3 separate regions of the Mus musculus genome follow, and all the other regions are linked to region 2. A link is a loop called in an ENCODE intact Hi-C map of the cell type or tissue named here. Cell type or tissue: heart. All regions are shown on one strand.

Region 1 (8,000 bases), 76 kb after region 2:
TAATTCCAAGGGATAGGGCGCCCTCTTCTGGCCTCTTTAGGCACCAGGCAGACAGGATCTGCAGGCAAAAATTCATTTGTATACATACAAAAACATGATACATTTTTGAAAAATAAAGACCTGAAGAGTTGACTTGGCTATTAAGGCACTTGTTGCTCTTGCAGAGGGCTGGGGTTCAATTCCCAGCATCCACATGCTGGCTCCGACCCCATCTTCTGACCTCCCCAGACACCAGGCACTCACACAGTGCAGACGTACTTGCAAGCAAAACATTCATACAGGTAAAATGAAAATAACCTGAAAAGGCTGTAGACAGGAGTAGATGATAGTCCCTATTCAATTTTGCTATGAAACCGAACAACTAATCTAAACAGTGCAGTCTACTTGTCTCTGTGTGTGTATGTGTGTGTGTGTGTGTATGTGTGTTTTTGCGCGCACGCGTGTGTGTACATTCATACTTGCACTCATTCTCACACACAGGCATGTGGAAGCCAGAGGTTGATGTTGGGTATCTTCCTCCACTTTATATGATGAGACAAGGTCTCTCACAGAGAATCTGGCTAGGCAGTGAGCTCCAGGGAGTCCCTTGTGTCCTGTGTGCTGACACTGGAGCCGCCTCACCCAATTTTTCCGTGGATGCTGAGGTTCCAAACCCCAGTCCTCAGGCTTGCAAGACAAGCAGTTTACTGACTGGGCTAATCTTCCTAGAGTTTTTAAATTTTTTTTTCTTTGCCAGGTGTGGTGAGTCTTGCCTTTGGTTCCAGCAACACCCCCCCCCCCACACACACACACACACAGCCACCTGTACTACTCTTGAGCTAAATCCTCAACTCTTGGACCAGCAGGTAAAGGCACTTGCCACAGAAGTTGCACAGCTTAATTTCAACTTTTGGAACTTACAGTGGAATAAAAGCAGCAGCCCCAGAAAGTTGTCTTCTGACATCCACATACACATGTACACCTATACACCTCCTACCCACACACACACACATCATACACACAATAGTAATAAAAGTTAAATAAAATATTTTGTAAAGGTGGGACAGACTTGTGCAGGGTTTCCTTCCTTCATTCCTTTTGCCTTTCAGCTTTAGGACAATCTTAGTCAGGTTTAAAGGGGAAATGCTTCAGGGCAGACAAGCTGCAAATCTCAGCAGCTCCTCAAAGGAGAGGCATGGCAGAGGGAAGGGAGAATGCCATGTCAACTCAAGTACCAGGGCATCCAACTTCCTTTTCTGGTCTCCATGGGCACTGAGCACACATGTAGCACACAGACAAACATGCAGGCAAAAAATACTCATATACATAAAATATAGATAAATAAGCAACGATGGCACTGGAGGTCACCCACATGGTAGGGAGGAGGCCTTAGAGAAAGAATGAAGCCTGATATGTCAGGGCAAACACGCTTCAAAAACTCATAGACAAGAGAGAAGAGGCGGCTTTGGCCTATAAGAAACTGCGCTGAGATGGGAAATTGGGAAGGAAAAAATTAGATTATCCCATTAAAGGGATAAGTATTCTATCCATCTCTTTCTATATTTTATTAATTCTTTAAAAATTCCTGGCCAGGGGGCTGGCGAGATGGCTCAGTGGGTAAGAGCACCCGACTGCTCTTCCAAAGGTCCGGAGTTCAAATCCCAGCAACCACGTGGTGGCTCACAACCATCCGTAACAAGATCTGACTCCCTCTTCTGGTGTGTCTGAAGATAGCTACAGTGTACTTACATAAAATAATAAATAAATCTTAAAAAAAAAAATTCCTGGCCAGGCAGGGGTGGCACATGACTTTAATCCCATGACTCAGAAGGCAGAGGCTGGGGGATCTCTGAGTTTGAGGTCCTGGTGGTCTACAGAGTGAGTTCCAGATAGCCAGGGCTACAGGGAGAAATTCACTTCTTCTCTTCCCCCTCCCCTTTCTTGAGAGGACTGTGTCTCACTGTGTCACCCTGGGATTCTCCTTGTAGACCAGGCTGGCCTCCAACAGAGGCCCACCTGAGTGTGCCTCTTGAGTGCTGGGATAAACTGCAGACACCGTAACCGTAACACCTAACTCACCTACTTCTTTATATGCAGGGGTTTTTTGTTATGGGGGTGTTTTGTTTAGTTTTGGGGACAGGGTTTCTCTGTGTAGCTCTGGCTGTCCTGGAACTCACTCTGTATATACAGGCTTCATACTCACAGATCTGCCTGCTGGAATTAAAGGCATGCGCAATCACCAACCACCACTGCTCTCCTAATTTTCTAGGTACGCATAGTGTAAAAAGTAACTTTTATTTGCCTGATGTAATTGTCACCGTGGAGGTTTACTGCCTCAGTCTACTAACCTAGGCCTAGTGCCGAAAGCTTCCAGCCTCCGTACAATCTAATCTAGGTCTAGAATGTTTTCAGCTTCTGAGACTTGCTGCTGAATAAACTCACCCTTTCTTCTTTCTGATCTCTGGCTAGCTAGTCTACTCAGCTGTTCTGACTCAAACTCCTCTCCATGATAACCGATTCAATCTGGCTTCTCCCAGGTTCTCCTGAATTGCTCAAACTATCTGTCAATCTATTCTGATCTTCTTGCTCTTCACCCTGTCTCGTTCTGTCTTCATCTGTGTCTAGTCTAGCTTGTTCTCTTTGCACCCTGCCCCTGTAAAAGGACCTCTCCCTCTCCCTGTCGCCCCTCTCCCATTCCCTCCTATCCCCCCCCCCCCCAATCTGCACTGCCCCTTAAGAAGCTTCGCTTTCCTTTCCTCTCCTTCCAAGAGTTGGGCAGATCCTATTTTGTCAAATGTTTCTCTGATTCGTTACTTTGTCTGCCACTCAATTAGACATCACTTTTAAACCTGGACGCTTCCTTGTACAAAGTAACTTTACCTTCATTTTGGGGGATTAAAGGTGTGTACTAAGGGCAGGTCTGTATTTAAGACACAAGGAAATCTTTTTTTCCTCAGAAGTGAAGAAAGGTGGAGCTAGAAGCCTTGCCTTTTCTGTTCAGTATGGTTTGAAGCACAAAATGTTAGCTCTCACCGAAGCTCTGCAGCCTTCTGAGTGCACTCCTCTGAGCTTCTCTGTTCAGGCTTTTCAACTTTGGATGTTTTCTCAGGAGATCTGGGGATCTCTTCCACATGTGTAGAATCAGTCGTCATGGTGTGAGTACTGTTAGGCATACAAAGACCAATGAATTTAGCCCAAATCAGGAACTGGTGGATAAAAACTATCTTGTTCTAACTGAGGAAGAGTAAGCACAAATGGGAAAAGCAGAAACTTCCTAAAGGACTTTTATTTATCATTCAAAGGATGGAGACATGCTTGTTTCACGAATATAAATATGAATACAAATGTAAGATTTGACAGGAACTTACAGAGATCCACCTGTCTGTGCTGGGACTAAGGGAATGCCCTTCCCCTTGGCTCTTGTTTTGTATTTTTAAACAAGGACTTTGCAATTTTGACTTAGAGCTGCCTTTCATCTTCTCTGATTATTACAGAAATCAGCAACACCCACTGGTCCTTAAGTGATATATTCCCAACAAAAGCTTTGTGGGTAACAACATGGGACCCGCCCGAGGTACTCACAGTTGGCTGGGCTCCCTGGTTATTTCGATTCTGGTGTTCTTGTCCGCCACATAGTCTTTAAATGCGGGAGGGGCTGTATGGCTGCGCCTGTCATTTGGCCCTGAAAAGTTTAGGCAGGAAAAAAAAAAAAGGGAAATGTAGCCATGGTATCTTTCAGAACACCTCATGCTGAAACCAGGACACCAAGTGCTGGTCACAGAGAGCCTTGCGACTTGGAGGAAATCCTTATGTGACAATTAGCCACTGAGGCACTTCCTTATTTTTACATAAAATCACAACTGCAAATATCTTCAGCCCAAAATACTGACTCGGTGAGTGGTACAAATGGGAAGAAAAAAGAGGCACGCTGGTCCAAGCCAGGGCCTGTGTGTTTGCCTAACCTGGTACAGCCATGCTCAAAGGTATTCCTTTATTTCATTTTGGTCGGCTGGTTGCCTGGATTTTTTTTTTTCCCCCGAGACAGGGTTTCTCTGTGTAGCTGTGGCTGTCCTGGAACTCGATATCTAGACCACAGAAGGATTCACAGAAACCCTCCAGCATCTGCCTCTGGAGTGCTGGGATTAAAGAATAAACCACCATAGCCGGGAATCCGGATTTGTTTAATGTTCACTTTTTTTTTAATTATTAACATATAACATGGCGGGTTCTGCAGTTGTACACATGGACCACCGCTTTGTGCATCCTCCTCTGCCTCGCCCATGCCGTTCCCTGATGGTTCCCTTCTTTCCCGCAGACAATTTTCCCTTTTGAGCCCTTATCGCTGTTACCCGCTTTTTACTCCCTCTCCCCTCCGGGTCTGGGTTTTTTTTTTTTTTTTTGGTTATTATTATTATTATTATTTGTTTGTTTGTTTGTTTATTTCTGTTTACTTTCGTGGTCTGGTGGTCTCAGAGATTTACCTACCGTCTCAAACATATTAAGCAAGCCCTCTGACACTGAGCTGCCTACTCGCAGTGAATTCAGAAATTTGGACCCGACTTCCGCACACGAGAGTTGGGGGATGGGGAAGGATTTTAGGAAAGTGGAAAGGTGAGAAAACAAAGGGTAACTGTGACTGGCGCTTCAGTCCCCTCCCCACCCCCGGGAGAGGGCGTGATTCCAGCTTCACTCCGCTTGGGTTTCTGCTGTAGAGACACACCAGCTATGTGGGGCAGTCTGCGTCCCGCGTGGACTCGAGGCTGTGCACTGCCTACCGCGGTCGAGGGACACAGGCGCTGCACATGCGCTTTCCTCCCGGGAACTGGTGCGCGCGGGGGCGCCGAGGGGCTCGGGGACGCTGAGACCCACGGCCGCCTGCGCCTCTCTGGCTCCTGGAGCACAGCAAGTGTCCGTAGGTCCGGTTGGGTAGTTGTGGATCGCTGCACGTTCGTCCTTCGCCTGTAGCAAAACAAGCCACATGGGGTTTCCACACACACCAACTCATGCCTAAGGCTTGATTCTAGTTGGGCAAGCCTCAGAGCTAGCCCCCAGCGTTGATGTCTTAGCTAGGCTTACTGTCGCTATGTATTTGACTTATATTTTCACATTGTAGTCCAACATTGAAGGAAGCCAGGACAAAAACTCAAACAGGGTGGTAACCTGGAGACTGGAACAGCCACACAGGCCGTAGAAGGATACTTACTGCTTAAGGCTTGTTCAGCCTGCTTGTTCAGTCAGTACAGGACTAGCACCACCCGCAATGGGCTGGGCCCTCTCCCGTCAATCACTAAGAAATGCCTTCTAGCTGGATCTTTTTGTTTGTTTGTCTTTTTATTTTATTGCTGCTGTTTTCGTTTTGTTTTGCAAGTCAGGATTTCTGTGTAGCCCAGACTACTCTCACCCCCCACGTCCTAGAATTCCCAGGCTTGCTCCAGCTACCACCAGCGTTTTTTCTCCCACGGCTACACATCACCCAAATGAATGGTCTGCCCTGAGCTCTCTCACCAAGTCCATTCTACTTTTTCTCTTTGTTCTGGGCTCTTCCAGATGCCTCTAAGTATGTTCTCTCTCTTATCTCTTATTCACAATACACCGCCTTGCCCGGCCCCTCCCCCACAAACGGAGTGACCATTTCAGCGGATTTGTCTCTTCTTTTTTTTTTTTTTTTTTTTTTTTTTTTTTTTTTTTTTTTTTTTGTTGTTGTTGTTGTTGCTTTGAGCCAGGGTTTCTCTGTGTAGCCCTGGCTATCCCGGAACTCTTTCTGTAGACCAGGCTGGCCTCCAGCTCTCCCTGTATCCGTCAGTCCCTATCTGTTACAGTGTCCCTCTGGCTGGCATACCTGCCCCTTACCCTTAATTCTCCAGTCCAGGGTCTGGGCTGCCCTTCCCCTAGCTGCTCTTCCGGATATAATCCAGCGATTTTGGCTACACCAGTCCTTTTAAAAACCTCTTTGTTCTCTTGGCCAGGTTCTAGTCCCAGGCCCCAGCTCTTTTCTTGCTCCCCCTGTCCCTCTCTCCTCAAATGGCCCAGCCTAGTCTGGCCATGTTCTCTCTTAGAGCCTTGGAGACTGCCGTTCCTCTTCTCTCACACTTGTCTACAGTAAACCCTCTCCACTGCTAGGAACAGTCATGTCCTTCTTTTCATTCTTTTTTATTCAGTGCTGAATTAAGATTAATGCCCTAAACTAAGATTAATCTCTGAGTTAGGCTTGGTGATACAGGCCTTTACTCCCAGCAGTGGATTTAACTGTGGCCAAGTCCTGTAGTTATTTAGGGAATATTACCATGTGAGGAAAAGCAAGCCCACTGGAGTGTGATGTCTGCTTGTAATCACAACCTTAGGGACGAGATACTTCAAGTTTCAGCCCAGCCAGGTTACATAATATAACCCTGTCTCAAAAAAAAAAAAACAAAAAACAAAAAACCAACCAACCTACCAACCAAACACACGCACACACACACACACACACACAAAGGGGCTGGGTACCTGGGTGGGGTGGGGCGGGTTGGACACCAGAGAGAAGGCTCTGTAGTTATGAGCCCTGGCTGCTCTTCCAGAGGACCCAGGTTTAATTCCCAGCACCCACACAGCAGCTTACAACTGTCTATAAATAACTCCAGTTACAGGGGATCTGACACTTCCACATCAAAGCATATAAAAGGGGGAGGGGAGGCTGGTTATCCTGGAACACTCTTTTGTAATCAGTGCTCAGGAGCCAGAGCCAAGTGGAACTCTGTGTTCAAGGCCAGCATGGTCTACATAGAGCAGCAGTTCTCAACCCGTGAATCTCCACAGATACTTACATTAAAATTAATAACAGTAGCAAAACAAGCCGGGCGTGGTGGCACACACCTTTAATCCCAGCACTCGGGAGGCAGAGGCAGGCGGATTTCTGAGTTCAAGGACAGCCTGGTCTACAGAGTGAGTTCCAAGACAGCCATGGCTATACAGAGAAACCCTGTCTCAAAAAACCAAAAACAAGACAAACAAAAAGCAAAACAAACAAACAAACAAAACAAAAAAAGCCAGGCAGTGGGGAGCACATGCCTTTAATCCCAGGCAGAGGCAGGCAGATTTCTGAGTTTGGTCTACAGAGTGAGTTCCAGGACAGCCATGGCTACACAGAAAAACCCTGTCAACAAACAAACAAAAAACAGTAGCAAAATTACAGTTATGAAGTTGCAATGAAAATAATGTTATGGTTGGAGGTCACCATGATATGAGGACCTGTATTAAAGGGTCGAAGCATAGGAAGGTTGAGAACCACTGATATAAAGGGTTCTAGGCTGGGCTGGAGAGATGGTTAGGCAGTTAAGAGCACTGACTGCTCTTCCAGAGGGCCTGAGTACAATTACCAGCAACCACATGGTGGCTGGAGATAGATAGCTACAGGGTATTCACATACATAAAATAAAGCATAATAATAATAATTCAAAAAAAAAGGGTTCTAGACTAGCCAAAGATACATAATACGACCCTGCTGCTAAATGTTTATCGATTTTTTTTTAAGGCTGGAGAGATGGCTCAGCAGTTAAGAATGGTTGCTACTCTTGCAAAGGACTAGAGCACCCATACTGGACAGCTCACCACCTGTAGTAGCCAGGGGTTCCCACAACCTCTTCTGGCCTTAGAGGGCACCTCCATGCATGCACACAGACACATGCATATAAATAAAAAATAAAATAAATCTTTTTTTTTTTTTTTGGTTTTTCAAGACAGGGTTTCTCTTAAAAAGAAAACAAAAACAAAAGAAGTAAAAATTTTAAAAATCCATGTTATGGGTAACAACTGCAACTTATTTATCAGACCCAGGTTCGCCTTTGCTCTAACTCCCCCTTAGCCAAGAGTTGCTGCGATAACTGAGTGTAGAATTAGTCCTTCACTGTGGCAGCACCAAATTTAGAGCAAACTCCTACTCTCTTATACTCTCCCTTAACGACCTAAGCAAAGTGCAGAGACTCCCATGCACACTTACTGAGTTGCCTTTATCCCCCTTGTGGTTTGCATTTTCTCTGTGCTCT
Region 2 (8,000 bases):
AAAAGATAATGTTTATCAATGTGGAACATTTTTATTAAATTTGGTGAGAACTTTCCCATAATCTTCTTGGATATCCTAAGCTGATCTTGCTCAGCTATTATCGTGTAATAACAGAGGATAAATTTAAATAAATGTCTGTGTAGTTGTGCCGCACTTCACATAAGATCATGCCAACAAACTGTTCTCGGGCTACAATTAAGTCAGTTTTTCTGTACATGTACTGATTCATTCACTGTTTTACTCAGACCCCTTACTAGCAAAGGAAAAGGCATTTGTAAAAAGGTTGCAGAAAAGTATGAAGCAGGGGGAAAAACCTTACCGTTCACATGGCTATCAATATCAAATTCTTGATCTCACCCTCAGTAACACCTCCATTAACACTAATCAAGCCAAATCAGGCAAGCATTTCTAAGCTAGGACATATGTGGTTTCTGAGTCAAGTCCTATCTGTCCCCTTCCCCCACTCCCCCAACCTCCATCTTTTTACTGTCTTTTGTTCCTACCTCACAGGGTCACTATGCTGAAACTGCGTTCAACCGGGTTTTGCCAGGGCCTGTTGCACCAGAGAACAGCAAGAAACGGGTCCGTAGGACAAGACCAGACCTTTCTAAGATGATGGCCCTGATGCAGGGTGGAAGCACTGGGTCCCTGTCTCTGCATAACACCTTTCAACACAGCAGTAGTAACCTACAGTCTGTGTCGTCTCTGGGTCACAGCAGTACCACTTCTGCATCTCTGCCTTTTATGCCGTTTGTGATGGGTGCAGCAGCACCCCCTCATGTAGACTCCAGCACCATGCTTCATCATCACCACCACCATCCCCACCCCCACCATCACCACCATCACCATCCAGGCTTGAGAACCACTGGCTACCCTTCTTCACCAGCTACTACCACCTCTGGTACTGCCTTGCGGTTACCAACACTGCAACCTGAGGACGATGATGAAGAGGAGGATGAAGAAGATGATGATTTATCTCAGGGCTATGACAGCTCAGAACGGGACTTCTCACTCATTGATGACCCTATGATGCCAGCCAACTCAGACTCCAGTGAAGATGCTGACGACTGAAGCCCCATATAGACCCGTGATGGGTGGCTGCTGGAATCCCTTACTCTGGCCCTTGGACTTTGGAAATGTGGGAGGGGCAGGGAACAATATGGGGAAACCCAAGACTTCAGGAGGTGAAAAGAAAAAGAAAAAAACAAAAAACAAAAAAAAACAAAAAACTTGTACCCAATTGCTCCCAATTTTGAGAGGATTGGGTGGGCAGGGGAACTCCTAAAAAAAAAAAATAATAAATGACCACTTCCTCGTTTCTGGGGAAGCAAAGGAGCTTAGAGCAGCTGGTGTGCTCACCCCTCCCCAGACGCCTCCATTAACCACAGACTATGTAGCGCTGGCCCTAGCCTCTGGCAGAGCCTGTTCCTGGCCAAACTGTGGCTACAGCTGGAGGGTCAGGAACTGTTACCTTCCTTCCCCTTGGCATTAATAAATTTAAGTTAATCCTTTTCCATTCTTCCTATGTTCTGTTTCCTTAAACACAATATAAGTACTGTTTTTTGCTGCGTAATTTAAACACCATTCTCCTACAGTTCAATACTGTTGCAACTAATAGAAAAGCCATTTGTAGTCCTCAATAGGCATATATAATGGCGGGTTATCCCGTTTGTTAAAGCCAAGGAAATGATACAAGATAAAGAGGTAAAATATTTTGAATTGTACTTCACATTCTTAAACGAGGATTAATTTCAAGAGCCATATTTTTTTTTTCAATTAGTCAGGATAACTATTCTTGGGGAAAGCCAGAGAATAATGTGGCTTTTCATGAAATACAGCAAAAGTACACGCTGACAAAAAGGGTGCCTTCACAACTTGGGTCTTCGCGAGGCTGGAAAGAACTACAAAGTTTAGGAGCCACTCCGAGCCATTTGTTTCCTTCCACCCTACCGGCCCATCTCTTAAAGGAAAACAGAACCTTTCCTTCCTACTCTGCTGCCCACCGCGCAGCTTATTCGCGAAGGTGGGCTCCGTCCCTCTGGGGTGCAGTGTTTGGTTGAGAGTGCCTTCCCCGGGGCGGTCACTGGCCTGCCCTGGGGCAGAGGACTCACTCCTGCGCCTGGCTGCACGCGGGTCCCGCTCTTTCTGCTCCCCTCCCTCTGCCCGCCGCCCAGAGCGCCCGGAGCTCGGAAAGTGGGCGGGTCACGTGACGGGAGCCTCTGGCGCCGGAGAGAGCTTCCAGAGCCCGCGAGCCCGCGCTGCACCTCGGTCTGTTGACTTCACTTTTGCGTCCTCGGTTGCCCTTCCTCCCGCCACCCTACGGAACGAGCGGTGGGTTTGGTTTTTTCGCTTTTTAAATCTTCGACGCTCTAGGGACCCGGAAGCGGAAGGGGATACCGGGCGGTCGGTACTTCCGGGTCACAGAGAGTGCGGGATTCCGGGCCGAGCGCGGGTGGCGGAGCTGGGACCTCGCGTGATTCTCGGAGCCCGACGGGAAGCGGCGTCCAGGGCAATGGCTGTGACTCTGGACAAAGACGCGTACTACCGGCGAGTGAAGAGATTGTACAGTAACTGGCGGGTAAGGAGCCCCGCGCCCCCGGGAGCCCCACATCCCATAATAGCCTGCTTCCCGGCGCCCTTTTCCCCCTCAGCCAGAAACCTCCGGCTCCGCCGCGCTCCCGCCTGCCCCGGCAGCGTCCGGCTCGCCGCGCCGTGCTGCGCCTGCGGGGTCCGCACGCGCCTGGCCCGCCCCGCGGCCACAGCGGCCCGCCCAGGTCCCGCCACAATTACCGTTTGCGGGAAAGGGGCGCGAAAGCTGTGCCCGGAGCTCTTGGCGCTCCCCGCTCCCCGGCCTCTGCTGGAGTTGAGAAATGCTGCTCCCGCGCCCCGCTGCTTCTCCTTAGGCCCTGCGTGGGTCACAGACCCAGCGCTGGGAACCTGCGGGCTCTCCTAAGAATTAATTGATGGGACGCCTCAAAGCCGGTTTCCCATGTCGGCAGCATACCGGGGGCACGTGTTGAGGAAAACGCTGTGGAAGTTCCAGGGCTTCTCCAAAGATTGGGCAGTTTCCCTGTTTTATAATCATAATTTCAAACTTACTTTTTTGCTAGTTAACTTGTTAACTTCACAAGTGTTTGATTGATTTCATACTGTCTGAACGGTCTATCGTCTGGGCTCTGAACCTTGTGAGTGAGGGGAAATAGAACTGATAAAAAAGAAAGCCGAAAATGCTCTGAAAAAATACCAACTCCGGTTTCAGCTTTGTAAACTATCTTATACTGATTGGTCCTCTCCATTCTTGGCTCCTGCATGTAATCCCATGATTTCTGAGGCTGAGGCAGGAAAATGACTAGTTTCAAGCCTGCCTGTGCTTCATAGTGAGACTGTATCAATCGGCTCGTCATTTAGTAAATAAAATTGAACCTTTACTGAAGTCGGTTGTTTTTCCTGCCTCATCAGAAAAAAGCCTATGTATCTTTTAAGCAAGATGCATTGCGTGCTGAAAATAATATAGGGTTTTTCACTTTATTGGCTAATTTTTTTTAGATGACTTAGTGGTCTCTATCACAAAATTATATTGTTTGGTCCTGAGGATTGGCCCTACCACCACCTCTGTGTTTTACCATTAAGCTATATCCCTATCCAGGGAATATTTACTGTCACTGTGTTATGATGTATGCAATGATGATAATCAAAAGCCCCCGTTTCTACAGCCAGCCCTGAAATAATAAACTTTTAAAGCTTTTTTTTTTTTTTAATATTTATGGGTATTTTGCATTCATGTATGTTTGTGTATACCCTGCATGCATTGCCTGCGAAGGCCAGAAGAGGGCGTGGGATACCCTAGAACTGAAATTACAGAAGGTATTTAGTTGCTGTTTAGGTCCATGTGAAACCTGGTCTTCTGGAAGGGCAACCAGTGATTTTAACTACTGGGCATTTTTCTAGCCCCTTAAAAACATATTGGTGTTTTCTCTATTTCCAGAGTTCATCAAGCTATTTTTAAGGCTGTTACAGTAACATAGCTTTTAATTATAATTTTCATAACTTAACACAGCATGCTTTTGAGTAGAAAGGCTTGATACATTAAACTTTCATCTGAATGTCATCCTTTGGTATTGGGATCTTGGTGAAATATTTGCATCCAATGTATGTACATGTTGTGCTATGTAAGTCATCACAATACCTACTCCAATGTCATTGATGTGTGAGTATGAGTGCCACTGCTTATGTATAGAGATCAGAAGGCATCTTTGTAGAGTCATTTGTCTTCAAGTTATATATCTTTATTTGGGATCAGGAGATCGAAATAGCAAGCACCTTTATCTGCTGAGCCATCTCACCAATCTGTTTTCCATCATTCCTGAAACATTGAGTCTAATCCAGTCCTACCTTTTCTATTTTCAACATCAGAGCTGCTAAGAGTAAAATAGGTTTTCATTGCCTGTCTTGTTTCTGCTTTGGGAAATCCTAGGTGGTAGTGATAGATTATGAAAGTGGGTTACAGGATCGTCCTGTGGGTTTTCTATTTATGGGGTAGATTTCCAGCCTATTCATCATTGTGATTTTAATCATTAAATCAATTTATTCTGCTTACTGGGGGTTGAACAAAAATCTTTCCTAAATTTTTGGCTGTTTTAAGGAGTAAGGGGTACAGAGTTTTGGTATCTCTACTAATAATTTAAGAATTATTTTAGAACTGGGCATGTCTCAAAAAAACCAAAAAAAAAAATTATTATTTTACTAGACCTTTCTATGAACAGACCTCAGATTCCTTCATCTGCTTTTTGTCTTGAAGAATTACATGAAGTGCCAGAATTGCAGCTGTTTTCAAAAGAAATACTAACCCAATGCATTTGTTCATGTGGTTATTTGCCAGCTGTTAAGCTTGAGGTAGTGGGTAGCTGTGACCCTTCCCCCAAAAAAAGAGTCCATTGCAGTGAGAATGGGTAAGCTGTAGTATCAGATCTTTTGTGCTGCTTCCTACCATTTGCTGAGATTTGATTATGGCTGTCTTTTCTTTTTCAGAATTTTCTGAGAGTAGGCAGATATTTTCATAGTTTCAGATTTTTTTTAAAAACTTAGTTCCTGCATTACTTACTTTAAGCAAAGCAGTAAGTTACTTTGATTTATCTCCATGTGTCTCTGTTTTCTGTTAGAGTTTCTGGCCTTAAACTCTCAGAGGTCCGCCTCCCAGAGTGCTGGGATTAAAACACCGCTCCTGGCACCACAACAGGTTTCTCTTTGGTCTTTTATTCTAAAATTCTGACATTCTGTTTTATTTGTTTACTTTCTTTTACTCCTTTTCCATAGTGTTTCCTCAGCCAGGTTGCTCTGTGGGCCTGTTGAATCATGGGATGTTTCAATGCTGGATTGCCTCTATTCTTTAGCTCCTGATTTTGTTGTTTTGATTTTTATGTGAATAAGTGGCTTGCACGCATGCATATTTATCTTTTCATGTGCCAACTTCATGCAGGCAGTGTTGTGTCCATGGTGGCCAGAGAGAGGCATCCGCTGCTCTGGAACTGGAGATCATGCTGTTGTGAGCCACCATGAGGTTGCTAGGAACCAGACCTGGGGCCTCTTCAAAGCAGGAAGTGTGCTTGGAGGAGAGGGGGAGTAAAGGCTTACAGTGTTTTTTTTGTTTTTTGTTTTTTTAAATGTTTCATAATAATTTTTTTAAAGATTTATTTATTATTTTATGTAAATACACTGTAGCTGTCTTCACACACTCCAGAAGAGGGAGTCAGATCTCGTTACGGATGGTTGTGAGCCACCATGTGGTTGCTGGGATTTGAACTCTGGACCTTCGGAAGAACAGTCGGGTGCTCTTACCCACTGAGCCATCTCACCAGCCCCAAGGCTTACAGTTTTATTGTGGTCTCATTGATAAGTCAGTTAAAAATAAGTAAAAGCTTATTTGTTATTTTATCATTACAAAATAGGCTTAGAGCTGGATCACGTGGCCCTTTTTCTCTTCTTGTCTCTGCTCTCATCCCTTACTAGTGGCATTCCCTGAGGCCTGCATCTGGGCTCTGCACACTGAGGTCTCAGCAGTCTTTAGAGTTTTCACCTTTTTGTGGAAAATAGGCTTAGTCTGTACACCATAGACACTCCATTTCCTGCTATAACACCGCATTCTCTGGCCATACAAAGAATCATTGCCCTTGCACTGTGTCACCTTGTGGGGCAAGTGCTTACTACTTCTTGTAGAAAGTCTCTGCAGGTCTTAGAAACAATTCACAGAAAGTTTTGGCACAGAAAGTGTGACAACCATTAAAATGTCCTCCAGCCCCTGTCCTCTTCTTTTTGTTTTGAGAACAGTTTATCCAGAAGTTTTAAAAGTAGGGTAGGTAGGAAGTAAATTTCATAAGTCATATTTTCATGTGTTATTTTTATATCTTAAATGTGTTATTTTATGATAGGTAGATTTCTACCACTCTAATAAAATCTGAGATATACTAAGGAAAAGCTCACTTTTGGGTTCGTGTTCTCAGAAGTTTGAATTCGTTGCACTTGGTCCCAGCAAAGCCAAAATACATGACCAAAGAGGCCTCTCATCTCATGGCATCCACAAAATGAGAAGGGATCAAGGTTAAAATATTCCCTTCAGGGGTATATCTTACCTCACTTGCTTCGACTAGACCAACCTTCCAAAGAGTCATGGGAGGAAGGGGGAGGTCAAGTTTTTGGCACAGGGACTTTTTTGAGATTTTATTTTAATTTCTGTGTGAGTGCATGTATATTCTGTGACGCTTGCATGCCTGGTGCCCACAAAGGTCAGAAGAGAGGGTCAGATCTTCTGAAACTGGAGTACAGATGGTTATGAACCATCAGATGGCTGTTACAGTTGGACTGCATTCTCTGGATGAACAGTCATTGCTCTTATATGCTAAGCCATCTCTTCAGCCCACTTTGAATTAAAGAATTCAGTGGACCAATAAAATGCCTCGGTAAGTAAGAACATTCACTGACTGAGAATGACAACCTGAATTCAATCCCCAGATCTTACCATGGAAAGAGAGAATGAACTCTGAAAAGTTGTCCTCTGGTCCCCACACATGTACCTTCTATGCACGGTATAATTATCGGACCAGTGAAACTGCTCAGTGAGGCACTTGCTTACAAGAGTGGCCACCTGAGCTCAGTTCCCACAAGCTGCACAAAGGAAAACTCCACAGGTTGTTTTCTGACCTCCTCACCTGTGCATTGTGTCATGCCACACATATACACATAATAAATATAGAAATTAAAATCTTCAATGGAGACCTTGTCCTAGAGTACTGCCGTAGCTTACTCAAAGCCAGCCTGGATTGTCCACACTAGCATTATGCAAAGGGTTGAGCAGGTTCCTCCCAAATACTTGCTGAGAGCCTTGCAGCTAAAGAAAATGATCCAAAAGGTTCAAATTGGTAGCTTCAAAAAACTCACTGTTGCCAGGTGTGGTGGCGCACACCTTTAATTCCAGCACTGGGGAGGCAGAGGCAAGCAAATTTCAGAGTTCGAGGACAGCCAGGGCTACACAGAGAAACCCTGTCTCAAAAACCAAAAAAAATGCTCACTGTTGAGGAAGCTGTGCAGAATGTTTCAGTGGCCACTGAAGTGTGGGTATGGTTTCATATTGGAGAGATCATGACATTGTGGATAATGTTTGAAGTCTAAACTTTGACTTACTACTTAAATATTCTTAGGCTGTGAACAGATCTATCCAGAGAAAAAGAAAAATTTGATAGACAAAATTCCTAAGTTGAGCAGGACATGGCAGCTCATGCTTTTAATCCCAACACTTAAGAGAGGCAGATGCAGGCAGATCTTTGTGTTCAAATAGGTCCCCCTTTCCTTTGCATTGATGGTGGTGTGGGCCCTCTTCAAATCAAGCCCACCTGTGCAATGCTGGGATTTGAGTTTCATTCCTACTTCATTGCCTGATATCCTGTCCACTAATTTTACACATTTGGGTTAAAACTGGCATTTTATCTTTAATTTTACTTTTTATCTTT
Region 3 (8,000 bases), 290 kb after region 2:
TGCCTCTGACCTGAGATCTAGGGCACAAGTGATTACAGGTGGTGTGCTCTTGGACCGTGCCTGCCATTTTTATGGTGTCCCCTCCTCCCTTTTTAACCGCTTTGGAGATCAAACCTCATAGCTGCTCACTAAGCAGGTAGTCCACCACCAAGTTGTAACCCCAGCCCTTGGTATTTTTCTCTTAATCACCAGTAGCTGCTGACTATAAATAAGGGAGATAGCTTCCTGTGGAGGAGGTAGCTTATCTAGGTAGACAGCAGTGCCTGTCAAAAACAACTTCTCTTTGAACCCCCTGCAGCCGCCGAGACCTGAACTTTGAGCGAGGTGGTGAGACGACCCTCAAGTAAGACATTGGTAGATGCATGTGGCTTTGTCCTGTCTCTGCCCTGCCCCTTGGTACCAACATCTCTTAACCTTTGTGGAGAAGTTACCAGTCTCCCTGATTCCATTCTGTGTAACAAGCTGTCTTCCTTTGGGGCTTCCCTCTCGATCCTCCTGCTGAGTCAGCAGGAGAAAGGCAACTGGTTCCTCCTCCTCCTCGGAGGCAGACACTTGTTTAGCTGCTTTTCTGGGAAGTGTCGGTGAGAGAGTACAAGGCTCACTGTCTTCTCCCTGACCCCGTGCCCCTAGGTGCCCTGTGATGCTGGTGGTTGGAGACCAAGCACCTCATGAAGATGCCGTGGTCAGTGGTGGCTTTTGGGGTAGTGAGGGAATGTTGGGGTCTTGTCAACACTGGGTTCACCCAAGCTGTGGACCTTGCCAAGCTGCAAACTCGAAAACTCTGGGGCAGGAGGAGCAACTCTAGGACCTTAGGAATTTGACTTGGGTTAAGATGTAATTGGGTAGGGGCTGACGAAAGGGAAAAGATCGGGGTCCCTTGGAGGGCTGTGGAGAGGGCGACCTGATTCATTCAGTCTCCTACCTATTCCAGGTGGAATGTAACTCAAAGCTGGACCCCACACAGACCTCGTTCCTCAAGGTTAGCGGGCCTCCTAAGCCTCACTTGCTCCCCGCTCCCCAGTCCAGGAGCATACATACTCTAAATTCCAGTGTCTAAGCCCTGTGGGTTCATTGTGGGTCAAGGGAGAGGAGAACAAAGGGGCTGAGTGAGGGACCTGGGAGGAGAGAGCCCCTTTCCCGCGGCATGGATCGTCTGATATCTCCATGTATCCTTCTTCCCTGGGTGTTTCCTTCCTGAGCAGATGGCCGACTCTGGAGGTCAGCCACAGCTGACTCAGGTGAGTATAGTGCCCATCTTGGGACGAGGAAATGGGACGTGTTGTGCCCTTTGCCATTGCTGTGACTTTCAAGATATCTAACCATCTCTTTCTCTCTCTTCTCTTTCCTTGTAATATGCCCACAGCCCGGCAAGCTGACAGAGGCTTTCAAGTACTTCCTGCAAGGCATGGGCTACAGTGAGTATTGGGACAGAGGGTATTAGGAAGGGCTTCCCACTGTGAGGGTAGACCTGTTTTAGGCTAATTCTTGGACTCATCATCTTACAAGGCAAGCTCGCTGATTCTCTGGCCGCAGCTCTTGTCTTCACCTAGGCCCCACTAGAAGTTACCAGCTGTCTTCCCCACTCATCTCTGATGGCTTGCTTATCATTGTGTGTCTACAGTGGCCTCTTCCTGCATGACTCGCCTATCTCGGTCTCGCACAGCATCTCTGACCAGTGCAGCATCCATCGATGGCAGTCGGTCCCGATCCCGCACCCTGTCGCAGAGTAGCGAGTCTGGGACTCTCCCTTCTGGACCCCCAGGGCACACCATGGAAGTCTCCTGTTGAATGACCCTCATTGCCTTGGTGTGGATCCCAGCCCTCACCTCCTGCAACACTAATTTAAGAGGTGTTATCAGGGCACTGGGCCAGAGTAAGCAAGGAAAATGGGCAGATTGTGCAGGGAGATGACCTTGATCTTTAATTGCTACCCTAACCTTGACCTTTAACCTGTGATATCCTCTAGCTCCTAGGTGAGGTGTCCTAATATCTCTTAGAGATCTGGGCCCCCTAAATTACCCCCTCTTCCATTTTGGTGTTGAGAAGGCTTGTATGTTCTCTCCCTGACCTAGGTTCTATAGATGAGGAACAATGAGCTGTTCTAGCTGACACGGGGCCTCCATCACTCCCCCTCTTTAGCCCATATTTGCAAGGGTAGGAGAGAGAGTGTGTGTGTGTTGTGTGTGTGTGTGTGTGTGTGTAGGGTTGATGGTGAGAGATGGGGAGCTCCTTCCCCAAAGCTGACAGTGGCTTTGCCTTGATGTGTCAGGCCTCTCTGAAGGCAATAGTCCCAAATGAATGTTTATCAGGAGAAGGTTTGCTGGTGGGTCAGTGATCCTTAATGTGATAGAAATATCCAGCATGTAAAAAGAAAGGATGGGAGATGGTGGCCCGTGAAGAACAGTGGTAAACACATTGAAGCTGGGGTAGAAGGGAGGGGCCCGGGTCCTTTGGCCACACTAACTTGGATAGCTGTCAGCGTGCACCTAAAGTGGGACTAAGGGAAAGAGCTTAGGTCCGACTGCTTGGGGCTTGGCATCAGGGTGGGAAGAGCTACCTCAGGCTCTGACCATACTGTGACGTGTAGAGCGTGACCTCCTGTCTCACACAACTTCTGCTGTGACAATAAACTATAGAGGAAACTGAACAGCATTGTTAATCCGGGTCTGAATGCGCCTGTACCCTGCCCCTTGCTTGCCTTTCCTTGTTCCTCTGAAAGCACCTGGGATGGCTTGTGGGGTATAAAAGCTGCACAGAGTGTGACCACGGGAGCCAAGAAAGTGGTGTCATTCTTTTTATTAATAGCATTTTTAAGCTTGGGAAAGAGGAGCTGTTGTAGAGATGTCATCAATATCATGTCCTTTAAGAAAACCGACTGAGGGGCTGGAGAGATGGCTCAGCGGTTAAGAGCACTGGCTGCTCTTCCAGCCGTCCTGAGTTCAGGTCCCAGCAACCACATGGTGATGGAATCTGATGCCCTCTTCTGGAGTCTGAAGACGGCTACAATATATTTATTTATTATATGTAAGTACATTGTAACTGTCTTCATACCTGCCAGAAGAGGGCATCAGATCTCTTTAAGGATGGTTGTGAGCCTCCATGTCACCTTTGCGTTACCTAGAGTACATTTTAGATGGATCATTCAGCAAGAGAGTAAACTCGGACACAGAGTGCTACGTACCACAGGGCACTGCTGCTTATAAGTTCATCCTATTTGTGATTCAAGAAGGTCACAGTCAAAGGGACTTCTTTTTAGGATTTTACTCACTGATGGATTCCAGGGGATCTGGGAGCAAAATGATGGTTCTGTAAGAGGCCGTTAAGCAATTATGAGTAACAACCATGGGGATTCAGATGTCTTGTAGCTGTCGCAGGTTCCTTCTTGGACTCTCGAGGCAAAAGGAGGGGGCTGGGGAGATGGCTCAGCATGTACAGTCCTTGTGCCACCATGACGACCTGTGTTCTGATCCCTAGCATACACTGAAAAAAAAAAATCTGGGTTTGACTGTGCACGTATAATCCCATGGCTGGGAGGCAGAGACAGGAGGACCCCAGGGGCTCACTAGTGGGCTAGCCTAGCCCATCAGTGGACACCATTTTCAGTTGGGACCTAGTATTGAGAGAACATTCTTCCTGAGGGTGTGGGGCTAAGCACTGTATGTCTCCTCATGACGCCCCAATAACAAAGCAAAGCTCAGCTCTATCAGAGTTCACCCTGGGGGGCCACCGAGTTCACTAAGCTTTCATAGAGATTATGGGTAACTTTAAGGCAGGTACCCTGGAAGGTCTGTACCCAGCCTAGGTGGTGACTCCCCGTTTGCGGCTCAGGTGGAGCTCTCGTCTAGTGTTCCCTGGGCTGTAGACTGTAGACTGCTCCCTCCCCAGGACTCCCAGGCCTCATGGAATTTGGCACAAAGGGCTGAGTTCTCAGGTGAGGGTCCTGTGACCCTGCTTCCTGCCTACGTGCCAACACGCCCAGGCGTGCTGATCTTTTACAAGCAGGAGTGACAACGGTGGCTGTTTGATTTAGAGGGTTGGGCTGGATGACACCCAGTCTCAAAAAATTAGGCGTAGAGTGATGGAGGAATCAACCCAAAGTCCACCTCTGCCTTCACACGTAGGTGTACAGACATAAACACTCAGGAGTACACTGTGAACATGCGCATGCGCGCGCGCACACACACACACACACACACAAATATGAAGGAGAAAGCACTTTATGAATTATGTAGATAGAATATTGTTTGCGATCATTAAAGCTTGCTTTATGGAAATCCCAACTGTCGCATTTCTTCAATGGCAGTGAGTGGGAAACTGGGCCCCTTGACATCAAGTGCTCACATTCCAACACGGTAGTGAGCCACTGTGTCCTTGTTGCTGAGGCTTTTCTTTCTTGTGCTGGGGATTGGACCCAGGACCTTGTGCGTGCTAGGCCAGTGCTCTACTACTGAGCTGCAGCCTTACCCCTAAGCCTATTTCCATGTTGTAGGCCAGTGTCAGAAGAGGGCGTTAGTGGGTTAGAGTTAGCTGCTGGATGGGTGTTGGGTCAGACAAAAAAGATTGCTGAAATGCCACAGGGAAAGAATGCAAAGCATGTAATCACTGGGGTCATTTAGCCCAACGTAAGGAAAAAGTGAAGCCCTAAGACCTCAACCAGCCTTTACTGGTAGAGCTGCTGTTGTGTATTATGGAAGGGAAGAGGAATCTTTGCTTGGTATCTGCCTACGAAAGTAGTACTGTTAGCAGAGTGATTTTCACATTTCATTTAAGTGTACATGTATGTGCATACAACTATAGGTGTTTCTGCTCCAGAATCTAAGGCAGGTGAAGAGGTGTTTTGCAGGAACTTGGGGGAGGACATTTGGTGTCTCTGGTTGACCCTAGTTTTTGGACCTACATAGTCTAGTTCACCTGTGGAGTCACAGCGCCGCCCTGTGGCCAGCCCCCAGTCTTACAGCCCTATTGTTCATGAACATAAGGCAGCCCTGAAACCAAGACCTGCTTTGAATCTTGTTTTTTTCCTAAGGAATTTGAGTGTCTTCCAGACATTAGGGGCAGGTGAGGTAAGAAACAGCTCAAGAGAATGAGAAATCAGAACAGAGTGAAAAAGGACCTTACAGTCAGTTTGAAGCTCTTATGAGTTTCATAATGACATTTTGGCCAGCCCTACATATATCTCACCACTTATGTGACAATAGACCCACAGTATTCTCTTACAGACGCCAATGGCTTCTTGGGTTGTGTAGCACATTCTCCAGTGTTTTCTCAACGACAAAAACATTACTGAATATATGCTTCTCAGAACATATCCTTGTCTTTAAGCAATATATAATTGTACAGACCTTACAGTAGGCAGAAGTGAAACCAAGATCAGAAGAAAGGTTGGAGTGGGAACAGCACCATTGAAAGGTAAGTCAGGAGTAACCTGAAAAGAGGGATGGATTCCGACCTGAGACTCAGGGTTCAGCAAGGATATATGGTGCCCGGAGCAATTTAACTCTCCCTCATGATGGTGAATTCATAGAAAATATAGGGTATACTCTGATAGGACCAGGTAGAGTCACTACGAACACAAAACCAGAAACCAAAACTAAAAACAAACAAAAAAACAAAACCAAAACCAACCAACCAAAGAAACAAAAAATCACCAAAACAAAACAAAACAAAACAAAACAAACAAAAAAACCCAACCCAAACCAAACAAAACCCCAAACCATCTTTTATATAGGCTGGGAATTTGTAAGCATCCCCAGAGATTGCATTTGAGGCATAATCTATTTTTGCTTCCTCTTTGCTAGTGCAATGGGCATCTCCTCAGGTTGCCGAGGGTGTCTGTGCTCCCACCCCAGCTCTGTAAGCTCTGGCATTGTTCTTTACACTCCACAGCTTCTTCAGGGAAGGACCGAGAGGCACAGGTTACCCCAGCAGAGTGAGTCTGAGGCTTTCACTCAACTCTCTCTTTGGTCCTGGGGATCAAACCCAGTTCCTCACTCACACTAAGCAAGGAGCCGTCAAATGTTGATCTTTGCCTGAAGACCTGTTCTTTCTGCTCCAGTAAAGTCTCTGAACTCTAGTTTCTCTTGCATTCCTCACAAACTGTTTTCCTGCGACTGCAACGTAGAAACCAAACCACACCACATCAGTCCCTCGGCCTTAAAGCAGAGGCAGGAAAGGTCCAGAAGGGTTACTTCAGACAATGCTGTGGACTGGCCTCAGTTGGCCCCCCTCAATCCGCAGGAGAAATCAGGGTCCTGGTACAGGTGGACAGGGAATCGGTGAAAAAGTGACAAACAGACAGGAACACAAGGGGGTGTTGTATCTGAATGTAATTTGTCAAGTGAGCATCAGTCTTACACATTACAGAAAACAAAGAAGTTAAGTGATAGATTAAGGTCATCCAAGTTACATTGAAGTTATCTGATGCAAAATTACTTTTACAACAAAACAGAGGAATGCGTACTAAAAGCTAACAGGAACCAACTGGGATAAAATCAGTGTTAGCAACTGGGATCAAAAACAGCCCCACTGCCGGGTGTGGTGGCGCACGCCTTTAATCCTAGCACAAGGGAGGCAGAGGCAGGCAGATTTCTGAGTTCGAGGCCAGCCTGGTCTACAAAGTGAGCTCCAGGACAGCCAGGGCTATACAGAGAAACCCTGTCTCAAAAAAACCAACAAAACAAAACAAAACAAACAAACAAACAAAAACCAGCCCCACCTAAGGTCAGCTTTAACTTAGAAGCCAGGGGCAAGGGCTTCATGCCCTTGCCATAGTTCCAATTGTAGTCTATTGTATAGTCCACCTTCCCCCTGCGCTCTAGGAAATTCCTGTGTATGGGAGTGACTCTGCTACTGTTTTAAGTATACTATGTAGATTAGCTCTGAGATTACTAGCTCTATTCTAGTGAACTGTAATGCCTGATTACTTTCACTGTCTCTTACAATACTAGAGGTAATTCTAAATGTTACTGAATAGATAAGATTCTCACTGAATTCCAAGCCCAGGGTTGGCTCAAACACTGCCTAGGACATTGGAACACTGGTGGAGGCTATTCTAACTTAGCTATATGTCAAAATCAATTCTTAGAGGCTCTTATAATAAAACAATATTGAGGGAAAGCCCACAGATTCGTTCACCGACTAAAGCAAGGACAGATTTGGGGCATTCGTTTTACAGGATGCCACGGTTCAAGGAGACTAAGTTTCCGTGAACTTTTCACCTCAGGACTGCCTCCAGGATTTTAGGCCTGTCACGAGAGTCACTACTGGAGTGGGTGTGGCAAGACAACAGCTTATTGGTAGCTGAAATAAGAAGCTGGCTTCTTGAAGGTTGGTTGGAAGCCTAATTCTTATTTCTTCTTCTTCTTCTTCTTCTTCTTCTTCTTCTTCTTCTTCTTCTTCTTCTTCTTCTTCTTCTTCTTCTTCTTCTTCTTCTTCTTCTTCTTCTTCTTCTTCTTCCTTCTTCTTCTTCCTTCTCCTTCTCCTTCTCCTTCTCCTTCTCCTTCTCCTTCTCCTTCTCCTTCTCCTTCTCCTTCTCCTTCTCCTTCTCCTTCTCCTTCTCCTTCTTCTTCTTCTTCTTCTTCTTCTTCTTCTTCTTCTTCTTCTTCTTCTTCTTCTTCTTCTTCTTCTTCTTCTTCTTCTTCTTTTCTTCAAGACAGGGTTTCTCTGTATAGCCCTGGCTGTCCTGGAACTCACTTTGTCGACCAGGCTGGCCTCGAACTCAGAAATCTGCCTGCCTCTGCCTCCCAAGTGCTGGGATTAAAGGCATGTGCCACCATTACCCGGTGAGAAGCCTAATTCTTGAGTTTTCTTCTTAAGCATATATTCTGGAATGACCTTGGTAGGGACAGAATGACTGGTTCCTGCTGCTGGGGCAGGGCTAGCAGGCCTGGGCCTGGGCCTCCAAGGGTGTTGATAGCTGATGTGGGTATAAGGCTTGTTTATATAATAGTGTACATATTTTCACGTTCATCCGAGGAATGATCTCCCTGTTAATGTTAAAG

What was found. Hi-C counts contacts between places; a loop is a spot of excess contacts. Peaks named below come from ENCODE experiments on the same cell type or tissue, not always from the same donor. Only the 100,000 strongest peaks of a DNase experiment are listed, where the experiment ranks them.
Region 1: a loop joins it to region 2, with 4 times the contacts of the local background. A loop is called at or near these places in 15 of 42 quality-filtered maps.
Region 3: it touches region 2 in a loop (2.9-fold over the local background); 6 of 42 quality-filtered maps call a loop at or near these places.

What each region holds. Positions count from the first base shown.
Region 1 is chr14:52,116,134-52,124,133 of GRCm38, reverse strand. Rpgrip1 (retinitis pigmentosa GTPase regulator interacting protein 1) reads right to left here. Exons shown (of 25, transcript NM_023879.3): 4 at 4,700-4,938; 5 at 3,562-3,661; 6 at 3,013-3,141. Among named protein-coding and RNA genes, the nearest start is that of Rpgrip1, 9.2 kb to the right of the region's middle. In heart, CTCF peaks have their summits at 41 (motif pointing left) and 4,698; no DNase peak of the experiment used is centred here; H3K4me3 peaks cover 1,616 bases; H3K27ac peaks cover 1,781 bases; H3K27me3 peaks cover 1,384 bases.
Region 2 is chr14:52,191,663-52,199,662 of GRCm38, reverse strand. Supt16 (SPT16, facilitates chromatin remodeling subunit) reads left to right here and starts at 2,424. Exons shown (of 26, transcript NM_033618.3): 1 at 2,424-2,578. The coding sequence starts at 2,513. Chd8 (chromodomain helicase DNA binding protein 8) reads left to right here. Exons shown (of 38, transcript NM_201637.3): 38 at 511-1,512. The coding sequence ends at 1,071. In heart, CTCF peaks have their summits at 2,106 and 3,821 (motif pointing right); a DNase peak (open chromatin) is centred at 2,342; H3K4me3 peaks cover 2,877 bases; H3K27ac peaks cover 2,142 bases.
Region 3 is chr14:51,899,928-51,907,927 of GRCm38, reverse strand. It overlaps Ndrg2 (N-myc downstream regulated gene 2), which reads left to right. Exons shown (of 15, transcript NM_001145959.1): 10 at 299-343; 11 at 631-682; 12 at 932-979; 13 at 1,203-1,238; 14 at 1,364-1,415; 15 at 1,622-2,657. The coding sequence ends at 1,788. Among named protein-coding and RNA genes, the nearest start is that of Ndrg2, 9.6 kb to the left of the region's middle. In heart, a CTCF peak has its summit at 3,057 (motif pointing right); DNase peaks (open chromatin) are centred at 3,947 and 4,901; H3K27ac peaks cover 576 bases.